Regions from separate parts of the Homo sapiens genome. Here region 2 is linked to region 1. A link is a contact called in ENCODE Hi-C or POLR2A ChIA-PET data. All regions are on one chromosome and are shown on one strand. Each heading gives the region's core, a stretch centred on a gene start or an enhancer-like site at or near the end of the contact. The rest is flanking DNA. Distances are from core to core; before and after follow the strand shown. Region 1 holds the start of RBBP8 (RB binding protein 8, endonuclease). Region 2 holds the start of TAF4B (TATA-box binding protein associated factor 4b).

Region 1 (6,006 bases), core at 3,363-5,862:
CTGGAGTGCAGGGGTGTGATCTTGGCTCACCACAACCTCCGCCTCCTGGGTTCAAGTGATTCACCTCCCTCAGCCTCCCGAGTAGCTGGGATTACAGGTGCCTGCCACCATGCCCATCTAATTTTTGTATTTTTAGTAGAAACAGGGTTTCACCATGTTGGCCAAGCTGGTCTCAAACTCCTGACCTCAAGTGATCCAACCACCTCGGCCTCCCAAAGTGCAGGGATTATAGGCGTAAGCTACCGCACCAGTCTGGCAACAGTCTTTTGAAGAGTTTTAAGCAAAGGAATGCCAGGATCAGAAATAATGGTTTAGATGTTGGGCAGCTGTGAGACTGAATTAAGGTGAACAAGACTGGAAGCAGGGAGGCTGTTGCCTAGGTAAGAAACATCAGGGCCTCAACTAGGGCAATAAGTGAGGTTGGAAAGGAAAGCACTAATTCAAAATTATATTTAAGAGGTATCATCAGCAGAATATAGTGCCTGACTCGTCCTGACACCATGGAAAGGAGTTTGGATTTTATTCTAGGGTGATGGGAAGACCCTGAAATGCTTTAAGCAGGGAGTGTGATTTTCTGATAGATTTTAAAGAACCTCTCAGACTGCTGTTGGAGAATATACTGTAATGGAGAACAGAGTGGATAACAGATTTTTTTTTTTTTTTAAAGGAGGATATTGCCGTAGAAGAGGTTGATGGTAGCTTGAACCAGGGTGGACACAAAGGTGAGAAGCAACTGGATTGTTTGGGCAGGTGTGTGTGTGTGTGTGTGTGTGTGTGTGTGTGTGTGTGTGTGTGAAGAGACAGGCGGGTGTGTGTGTGTGTGTGTGTGTGTGTGTATGTGTGTGTGTTTAAGAGACAGGTTCTGGCTGTCATTCAGCCTATACTGCAGTTTCTCAAATCTCAAGTGAGCCTCCCGCGGGCCTCCCACAGCGTTGAGGTTACAGATATGAGCCACCCTATCTGGCCTCAGGTTGTATTTTTAACTGCAAATGGTTTTGCCTAATTCGTAGGGTTGAGAAAGAAAAAAGCAAGTTTAGGAAGATCACACTTGTGGAGCTCAATTGTCTTGTTTAATCAGGAGGCCAGGTTGTCCACCTAGAGTGAAAATAGCTTCAGAGGCTTGAGGACTGAAAATAGTAAAGGTCTGGAAGACAGCAGAGAAAATAAAAAGAGCTGAACAAAGGCTATTTTAAGGATTAACTGATGCCCTGCATGAAGTTTGAAACCATATGACTTTAGTGATATCAGTCTAACGTGATACGTCATTTTCCCTTCACAACACTCAACTACCCAGCTGCAGGAGTTAAGCATAGATTCTAGAATCTACAGGATTTCATTTGTAAATGGCTTGAGTTAGATGACTTTTAAATCTACGTGAGTTCCAAAACTTTACTTTTAAGAATCCTAGAGTCTGTACTGCTATCACACAATTTATTTTAAATTGGTGCCTAGATATACATAATGTAAACTTACCATTTTAACTATTTCACTAGTTTATTTAAATTCAGCATTCTAGCCAGGGGCCTCCAATAGGTGTGCTGGGACATTAAAAACCTAGCCCTGAAGGTGGCAGCACTGGGCCTGAGGTGACTAGTCTCAACTTCTGTTGCCACTGGATGGAAGCAGCCTCATCTTTTCATTACAATATATAACACAAGTGTTCATTTTCTAAGCATGCTGAAATTGAAAAAGTTTGGGAAGTACTGTCCTAAGCCACAACATATGAGAAACCCAGTATTATGAAGAGTTCAAAATAACTGCTTCTCTGTTAAAGATGTTTTTTCAGCAGATCTTTGGAACCTCAAAATTTATTCCATGTGGTTCTTAAAGCTTTAGAACCTATCTATGAGGATGCCCGCCATTTCCATTGTTAAAGTGGCCATATAAAATCTCATTTAAAAATCTAAGAATTTTGAATGTACCCAAAGGTTTCCATTTACATAGAAATGGGATCCACCAGGGAATGCCCATTTCATTCATTCATAGAATATTGATTTGGTGGCAGACACTGGGCTAGTTCCTGGAGATAAAAGGGTGAACAAACCTTTTTTATTTTTTATTTTTTTAATTTTAAGACAGGGTCTCTCGCTCTGTCACCTAGGCTGGAGTACAGTGGCACAATCATAGTTCACTGCAGCCTTGAACTCCTGGGCTCAAGCAATCCTCCCACCTCAGCCTCCACAGTAACTAGAACTAGAGGCACGAACCACTGTGTCCAGCTATTTTGGTTTGATTTTTAGAATAGGAGACAAGATTTCACTATGTTGCCCAAGCTCATCTTGAACTCCTGGCCTCAAGTGATCCTCTTGCCTCAGCCACCCAAAGTCTGGCCCAAGACGTGGTTTTTTATCTCAAGAAATTTACAGTCCAGTGGGGAGACAGAATTAATTAAATAACTAAAACAATAAAAACTGTAAGATGGGGAGGTTACATGGTACTGTAGGAGGATCTAGTAGAAGAGACTATTGAAATAAGATAAAAACATGATTAGTAGATAGCTGGGGCAAAGAGTGGGGGTAGGTTTGGTGGAGAACTCCAGGCAGAGACAATAGCACGCAATGGCCTAGGAGACATCAAAAGTCTAGTGAGACCAGAGGACAGAAAATGTCTGGAAATAAAGCCAAAGGGGTAGCAGAGGCAATTCAAAGGGGCTTCCTTCACAGAGTAACTGGAAGCCACTGAAAGGGTTTAAGCAGCATAGTGACATTAACAGATTTACTTTTCAAGATCACAGTAGCTGCAGTATAGAGAAGTGGTCTCAAAGTAGACACAATTTAAGGTGGAGGAGGGAAGATGTATTTTTATTCTATTTTTTATCCTTTAAAAATGCTTTTAAAATGGATTATAATCATATTAGCTAAGAAATACTAATTATGGCTAGCTTTTGGGCACATAGTATATATCTGAATACTAAGCAGTTTACATATATTCATTTAATCTTAATACCCTGTGAGGTTGGTACTATTATTATCCTCAATTTACAGGTAGGTAAAATGGGACAGCGAGCTTAAGCAGTCAGTCCAAAGTCACTCAGTAAGGAAGTATTAGAGCAGGATTTAAACCCAGATGTCTGACTTCAGAGCCTGTAACTTCATTAGATCATGTACCATTTTTCAACAGTACATGTATGTAATTTAAAATTAAATATATATATGGAGAATAGAAGTTCAAATTTTTTTCTGAACACCAGTGAAAACAAAGATTTAGGAGGGGTGGTTGGTAGCGTGGATGTGGAAAGGAGCCTAGCAGTAGACTAGGTAAGAAATAACAGTATCTTGGATTATGGAGGTAGTGATGGAGAGAAGGGGATGGATTTACATGTTTAGTAAGTAAAATTGGACTGCGTGATGGCTTGGATATGGAAGTTAGGGATGAATAAAGTGTCAAGGATGACTCTTTGGTTTCTGACTTGCATAAATGGATTAGAGAGTGAGACACAGGCAGAGGCCATAGGAACAGGTTGGGTCATTCTGCTCAGTTTTTCTTTGGACCACAGTAGAGACCACAGCACACTGCTCTTTCAATACTCTGTTAAATGACAAACTTATTACAGGTTATTTCTGTCATAAACATAAAAGCTTCACTCTGTCAATTATGTTTCCTATCTTGCGTTAAAAATTACATAGTCAAAATTTCATCCATTTTCTTTTAAAAATGTGGAGTTAAGTCTTATAAAATGGGGAAGTGAATGATAGTTGCTGTAACAGGCTAATAGAAGGTTTAGCACCCCTCTTCTGTATACTAACTTTTTAAGTTATATTTATTCATCCCTTAAGATGTGGGACAGGTGGAAAAATTACCTTTCCACTTTGTATTTATGATTTCTAAGTACTAAACTTTTAAAGCCTGTTAATATTATCCCTTCCCAGGTCTTAGAATAATTACACAAAAGTACTGGACTGGTTTAAAAGATATTTGATTCTAGTCTATTTTGTTCATTTGTAGAATTTCTAGTGGTCTAAAAACGATTCTTTTACAAATCAGGAGAAATAGGAATACCTACTATCGGTTTGAATCTCAAACGAACAGCCACAAGAAAAATGGACTTTTTAAAAAAAATTATCTAACAGCATGTTGTCCCAATAAATAATGCTGAAGGAGATTCCTTCTCGTTTCAAATTTGCCAGAAACTTCCCGTTTAACCTCAGCAAAATACAGATCGTTTTGATCTATGGCGTTACCGCACAACCCTGTCAGGTCACATCACTAAACTGCAGATAACAGCGACAAGGCCGAAAACTATGTTAGACGGATCCGCGTCCATACCCCCCATCAGTTAATTTTAACTCTTCATTCGGTACAGGTCACTCTACACATGCTTCCCTGCAAAATGCTTAAGCTAGACACAGTGTACAGATAACTTTCACAGAACCGCAAGGGCTTGATGCTCCCCCAACAGAACGGCTTGAGCTTTCCCCAGCGCAATTCAGAAATGCTGTGGCGGTCGCCAGACTCTTCGGGTAGCTCCCGGCAGCTCCGAGGTAGCGCTCCCCTCCCCAACCATCGCCCTCCGGGATGGGCCGCACCGAAGAGCCCGCTCCTCAGCTAGGGCACGAAGTGCGCCGCCGCGATGGGCAGCTGGAGGAAGGGGCGTGACGCAAGTGGAACTCCCGCGTGACGTCGCGCGGGCTCCCGGGCGGGGCGGGTCCGGCCGCCTCCGAGCCCGGCCGGCAGCCCCCGGCCTTAAAGCGCGGGCTGTCCGGAGGGGTCGGCTTTCCCACCGAGGATTTGGCACTCTGGTGAGGGAAAAGGGCGAAAGAGAAAAGCGAGCAGCCGTCCTTTCACAGCCTCAGAAAGTGCTCGCTTCCCTTCGGGGGCTTTCGCGAATCCCGAGGCAATCTCGGAGGCGGTGAGTAAAAGCAATCTCTTTACCCCACCCGGAGCTCTGGGTCGGAGCGACTGCTTCTGGTCTGGAGCTGCGTGCTTGGCGAAGGGCTCCCGGGGTAGGGGTGGCTCCCGGCTCTGGGGTTGTGTCTGATGAAATAGGCCGGGCCCGGGCTACACTCGGTGGTGGTGGACCGGCGGGAGGACGAGCGCTACCTCAGTACTACTTCTGGGTCTCCCGCGCGGGCTGAGGAAGCGCCTTTCGCCGCCAAGCCCGCCCCGCGCATGCGCCGACTGCGGCTCGCGCGCGCGCTTCGGAGGTTTTTTGGCCAGACCCGCACGCGGAACCGGCGCGGGCACCTGGGGAGAAATGGATGGAGAAGGGACCTGGCTGGAAAGCCTTTGCCCCGCTGCTCTGCTCCGCCCATAAGAGGACCCCTGAAATGTCCCGTGCAGTTTGTTCAAGTCCCCTGTGTGATGAAATGTGCCTCTCGCCTTACCCGTGTGAGAATACCTGTGGTGTGGCAGCGAGTATTTTGGTGAGCACCTGCAGTGTAGTGGTTTATACTAAGGAATACACACAAATTACAGGCCTTTGAGCCCAGAATGCAACTTGGGAGGTAAGACGTGACGTTCTGAGAGATTGAAAAATGTACATTGTCGTCGTGCCTCGAATAACGGTTCATTGCAGAGAGAGATGCTAACAAAAAGTGCCGGGCATGCGGGTAGGTGGAAAGGGTTTTGCGAGCCAGAATTTGCAAGTTGAATGTTTTGTTTTTATGTTTTGTTTTTAAGGCACTGTACATCACTTACTTGAAGATAGATACGTAAAGGATGCTTATTTTACACTCTTTAAACGAATATGTTAATACTTTTTCGGTCATTGAAGTAATTAAACCTTCATTTTAAACTGTTGACTTAATAGAAATCGTTTATGTCTTCTTTTTTTTTCTTTTTGCTGCAGAGAGGTATTTTTTCTTTATTTTATTATTATTTTTTATACTTTAAGTTCTAGGGTACATATGCACGACGTGCAGGTTTGTTACATATGCATACATGTGCCATGTTGGTGTGCTGCACCCATTAACTCGTCATTTACTTTAGGTATATCTCCTAATCCTATCCCTCCCCCCACCCCACGGCAGGCCCCGGTGTGTGACGTTCCCCTTCCTGTGTCCAGGT
Region 2 (5,668 bases), core at 761-3,260, 3.3 Mb after region 1:
ATTAATCAGACGTTTTGGAGTAATGGAAAGAGATGTACTTTGGCATCATACTGATGAGTTTGAATTCCAGCTTCTTGGAAACATTACTCTTTTAACTGCAGTTTTTAAGTTTGTAAAATGAAGCAGTTAGAAAAAGGAAATGCATCTCTTGGTGACCAGCACACAGGAGGTGCTCAATAAATTGAGTTTTTCTCTCCCCAACTCCACTTTGAGGCATTTGCTAGAAGGTAAGTGATCAGGGAATTCACCATAGAAAGGGAGGGTGATTGGTTTAGGTCATGAGATGGATTTAGACTGGTCAAGAAGTGAGAGACAGTAAAGGTAGTAAGTGTGTGGACTTTACTAGATCTTGTGAGTAGATCTTATCTAAACGTGCCGGCACACGTTTACAGAGAGGGGGAAAAGCAGGAGCTGTAACCATCAGGTTGCCTGCTATTTTAGTCCACTCGGGCTTCTATAATGAAATATCATAAACTGGGTAGCTTATAAAAAGAGAAATTCATGTCCCATAATTCCAGAGGTTGGGAAGTTCAAGATCAAGGCAGATGTGGTATCTGATGAGAGTCTACTTTCTAGACAGCAGTCTTTTTACCATAACCTCACTTGCTGGAAGGGGTGAGGGATCTTTCTGAGGTTTCTTTTTTTAAAAAAATTATTTATTTAATGTATTTAACTAACAAATAATAATTGTATGTATTTATGAGGTATCATGTTACATTTGTATGTGTCGTGAAATAATTAAATCAAGTTAACATATTCATCACTTTAACATGATTTGTCCTGAATGGAATCCCATTCATGAGGGCTCCACCCTTATGATCTAATCACCTTTCAAAGGCCCAACCTTCTAATATTATCAACTCCAGCTTTAGCATTTTAACACTCAGTTGGGGGTATAATCCTAGCACTTTGGGAGGCCCAGGCGGGAGCTCAGGAATTGGAGACCAGCCTGGACAATATAACGAGATCCCGTTTTTGCTAGGCATAGTGCCGCTCCCCTGTGGTTCCAGCTACTCGGGAATCTGAGGTAGGAGGGTAGGATGATCACTTGAGCCCAGGAGGTGGAGGCTGCAATGAGCCAATGGTGCCACTGCACTCCAGCCTGGGTGACAGAGTTAGATCCTGTTTCCAAAACAAAACAAAACAAAACAAAACAAAACAAAACACCACAACATTCAGATCATAGCATCTGCCTACTTGTAAAATCGCCTTTCAGTGCAGTGTTGGTTCCTACAAACATACAATATAATGACTTTAGCTTGAAATTAAGGCATCTTCTCTGACTGCATTACAAACAGGCAAGTTTTTTCATATCGATTCACTCAACACCTTTTATTTATCCAGATAATATCTAGGATCACGCTTAATATCTAAGTGCTAGAATCTAATTATATAGATATCAAAAGGCATTAAGTTTTTCAGAAGACAGACATACAATTTTAATGTTTAGAGGTGATAGAGACACCTATAGCAGCACCAAAGAAGAAACGATTTTCCATTTAAGATTTTAGGCAGTTTAACTCTAAAATATGAAAATAGGCACATCTCACAGACTATAAAACTATACGCCATTTTAATTTTTACAATGTCAATTCTAACTGCGAATTTTAGCAACGCTTCAGTGTGAAGACAGCAGAGAAAAACACTGAAAATGCGTGATTGAATTCTTATTGAGTCACTCTTCTCGGAAATCAGTCCTCCCCATTTTCTCCTTAAAAAATAGAATCCTGGAGATAGTCTAGTGCTGGCTTTTCGAGGAACACACTACAGGGGACACAAGGAGAGGAACACGGATGCCGCAGTTTTCCAAGTGCAGCTTGCCCCTCCCACGTGATAGGTTTCTGGCATCGCCCCTCCTTGCTGGCGATTCTGGGGAAGATTTTAACGCTCCCTGGAGCCGTCCCCAGTGACGTCACGGGCGCGGCTCCGCTCCTTGGCCAATCACGCGGCCGGATCCCGGGGAAACCCGGGGCGGTGGCGGCGGCCTGGGCGCGTGCGCGAGGTCTCCGCGTGGCTATATAAACATGGCTGGCGTGGCCGCGCGGCGGGGCCGTGCCAATCGCGCGTAGGGGGCTGTGGGCACTCGGGGTTCGTAGTTTTGAAATTTCTGGCGGGGGAGCAGCTGCGCAGTTAGGCTCGAGGTGTGAGCGACGACCTTCCGGGAGCCGCAAGTCCAGGCTCCCCCGCAGCGGGACCCGAGCCTGAGGCGCAGGGCTGAGGCAGCGCACGTGTGAGCGCCGCTGAGGAAGCTGCGAGAGGTCGGGCGGGTGTCGCTCCGGGGGCAGCCCAGGCTCGCGCGGACGAGAGGAAGGTCCGGGACGCGCGTGTCCTGCCGTGCAGCGGGCGCCCGTCACTGACTTCGCTGCTGCGGCCCCCGCGCCTCTCCCCAGCGATGCTGTGGAACCCGAACCGCACCGGAGTCGGCTGCCGCGCGCCAAGCCTCCCCTCACCTCTGCTCCCGGAACCGCAGCGCCAAAGCTGCCGCTGAGCCCCTGGGGGATGCCCGCCGGCCTCACCGAACCCGCCGGCGCCGCTCCCCCGGCTGCTGTGAGCGCCTCGGGGACCGTGACCATGGCCCCGGCCGGGGCGCTGCCGGTGCGGGTGGAGAGCACTCCGGTGGCCCTGGGCGCCGTGACTAAGGCTCCTGTCAGCGTCTGCGTGGAGCCCACGGCGTCCCAGCCCCTGCGGTCCCCCGTGGGGACCCTGGTGACCAAAGTGGCTCCGGTCAGCGCCCCTCCTAAAGTCAGCAGCGGCCCTAGGCTGCCTGCTCCTCAGATAGTCGCCGTGAAAGCCCCCAACACCACGACAATCCAGTTTCCTGCTAATTTGCAGCTTCCTCCAGGTATGTTGATAACCCTTTCCAGCCTTGTCTGTCGGTCCAGCTGGCGGCGACGGGAAAATTCGCAGCTCCAGATTGCTCCTAAAAAAACTGAGCCACGGGAACATTTCATAATCTTGACTTTACAGTTAACATATTCTTTTTGTGTCATTACTACATAGTTTTTCTTTTCATATTTAAGGAAAGAATCTTTTCACCTAAGTGATACAGTAAAAAGCTACATCAGCGTATTCGGGGGGGCTTTCAGGCACTGGCTCTTAGGTGGAGGAGATAATATAGCCGAAGTTAATTTCCATGTGGAGGATGGACCGGTTTATACCGTGGATTTCCATACGCTTAGATTATGTAGAAGTGCGTTGTACTTATTTTATTAATTATGAATGAATGAATGAACGAATGAGGTATGGTTTCGCTCTGTCGCCCAGTCTGGAGTGCAGTGACACGATCATGGCTCACCGACGTCGAACTCCTGGGCCCAATCGATCCTCCCGCCTCGGCCTCCCAAAGTGCTGGGATTACAGGCGTGAGCCACCGCGTACGGCCTAACAGTGAAGTTCTTGTGTATTACAACTGAAAGAGATTTTTAAATTTAACCAAGTCAGAATCGGTTTACTGCTTTCTAGTACCAAGTACGAATAATGCTGTTCCTGCACAATCTTTAAATGTCTTATGATTCTAACTTTCAATTAGCAGAACCCCTGACTGGGAACACGTGCCACAGTTGACAAACAGATCAGTCATGCAATTGTTACAGTTGCAATTGAAGCCATGTGTCAACGCTACTGTTAATGAGTCTTTCACTACTTTCTATCCTAGGGCTTTTTACTCTATTGGGCTGTATTTCATGGTTTGTATAAAGGTTTTGCTTTGTGATAATTTACATATTGTAAATATGCTGAATGATTTTGGGGTGTTCAGCCTTTCTTTACTGAAAGTCTCTTGGAGTTTGCTTTCTGTTAATTTTGTTTAGCAGTAATTGGAACTCTGAACTGCAAAGATGGTAAAAAAGGGGAAGCATTGATTCAAAAGATTCTATATCCCCTAATAAAATGACAGGGACCCTTTTTGTATCTAATGTTGTAGTTAGTCATACACGTTGTGGATAGATTTCACTTTTTATGAAGTTCTGTTTCAGTTTTATATGGTATACAAGGTATGTAAAATTGTTAAGGCACTGTTACGGCAGTGTGCAGCACCGAATACATTATTTGGCAGTTCTAAATTGTTATTCTGAGTTGTTATTCTGCATATATGTTTATAAAGTAGTTCTGAATGTGTTAGAATGAAATTACCCCCTAATTTGTTAAACTGTAAATCCTGTCTAGTCACTGAAGTTTGTTTATAAATAGTCAAAAAAAAAAAGTATTAAGAAAGAACTGTCTGAGAGGCTAAGGCACGAGAATCGCTTGAACCCGGGAGGTGGAGGTTGCAGTAAGCCAAGATATCTTGCCACTGCACTCCAGCCCAGGCAACAGAGTGAGACTCTGTTCCTCCCCATCCCTCCCCAACCCCCCAAAGAAAGAACTGTCAAGAGTGAAAATTTGCTGGTAAGTGAGAGTGAATCACTTACTGGAGGATTGGGGCCTTATCATGCTAAGCACTTTTAACAAATTATTTATATTCTTTTATTTGTTGGTCATAATAGGTAGGTAGCAAATAAGGAAAGAGGTCTCTAAGAGTAAATAATTTGTCCAATGCCAGGCAACCCATAGGTGTCGGGGGAGTTTTAGCTCAGGTCTGTTTATTCTTTCCACAACGCTATGCTTATTTTTTTACTTGTATGTGTACGGTATGCCTCATTGAGTGTCAGTACTGAAAGGTGATTCAGAGAACTTTAGATTCCAGTCTTTTATTTTATATACCAAGGAACCAAAACTGAAACTTGGCAGAGTTAAAATAATAGCATACTAGGACCATAGTCTAATTATGTTCCTAGCACTGTATTAAAACATTGCATGCTATTTACCTCTGAGAAACCCATACAAAAGAGAGAAAGAAGATAAGTTGTCTTTAGGAATTGGTCGTTATAGAGGAAGTGGGGATTTGCTTTTGGGAATTTTCTGCTGACGTGTGGCAGAAGGGTGTACTAACTACATTTGTGCTCTTATTGGATAGAATAAGATAACCAATAGTTGAAGAATAAAATGGAAACACTGATTAAAGTAACTTTTTAAAAAGGTTATGAATCTTATACTATTTCTTTTATATCTTTCTTTCTTTCTTTTTTTTTTTTTTTTTTCTTTCTCTGAGACGGAGTGTCACTCTGTTGCCCAGGCTGGGGTGCAGTGGCATAATCTCGGCTCACTGCAACCTCCGCCTCCCGGGTTCAAGCAATTCTCCCGTCTCAGCCTCCCGAGTAGCTGGGATTACAGGCACACGCCACCATGCTCGGCTAAATTTTGTATTTTTAGTAGAGATGGGGTTTCACCATGTTGGCCAGGCTGGTCTCGAACTCCTGACCTCAAGTGATCAGCCTGCTTCGGTCTCTCAGAGTGCTGGGATTACAGGCGTTAGCCACTGCGCTGGCCTGAATCTTGTACTATTTCCTTTGCATACCAAGAATTAGCACTTGATTACACAAGGGTGCTTATATATGTCAGTTCTTCATTTTTCAAGATAATGAATACTTTAAGTATTTGATTCTCTTTACTTCAGAGTTTCATCTATGAACAGAACTGGTTTAAAAAAAAAATATATATATATATACACACACACACACACATATACATATATATGCACCACAGGTTTTTCTAGGGAGCAGGAGCTTGAAATAAAAAGAATGCACAAGAGAATATTTGAGGAAATATTAATAAAAGGTTTTCAGTAATT

What was found. Hi-C counts contacts between places; a loop is a spot of excess contacts on that map. ChIA-PET counts read pairs that join two places held with the same protein, here RNA polymerase II (POLR2A). Pooled maps may share reads with other maps.
Region 2: a map with no recorded cell type shows a loop between it and region 1 (21-fold over the local background). The contact joins the promoter of TAF4B here to the promoter of RBBP8 in region 1. A Hi-C loop is called at or near these places in 1 of 37 single-sample maps with no recorded cell type and 7 of 50 pooled maps. POLR2A ChIA-PET finds 5 or more read pairs at or near these places in 2 of 52 experiments (OCI-LY7 and activated CD4-positive, alpha-beta T cell).

Annotation. Positions count from the first base shown.
Region 1 is chr18:22,928,716-22,934,721 of GRCh38, forward strand. It overlaps RBBP8 (RB binding protein 8, endonuclease), which reads left to right and starts at 4,613. Exons shown (of 19, transcript NM_002894.3): 1 at 4,613-4,849. It overlaps RBBP8-AS1 (RBBP8 antisense RNA 1), which reads right to left and starts at 5,049. Exons shown (of 5, transcript NR_198963.1): 1 at 4,873-5,049. It overlaps MIR4741 (microRNA 4741), which reads left to right and starts at 4,634; the gene lies at 4,634-4,723. RefSeq lists enhancers at 959-1,008, 4,343-5,183, 4,867-4,996, 5,357-5,406 and a silencer at 4,657-4,736.
Region 2 is chr18:26,224,435-26,230,102 of GRCh38, forward strand. TAF4B (TATA-box binding protein associated factor 4b) reads left to right here and starts at 2,011. Exons shown (of 15, transcript NM_005640.3): 1 at 2,011-2,842. The coding sequence starts at 2,500. RefSeq lists enhancers at 1,641-1,710, 1,741-1,840 and a silencer at 2,491-2,650.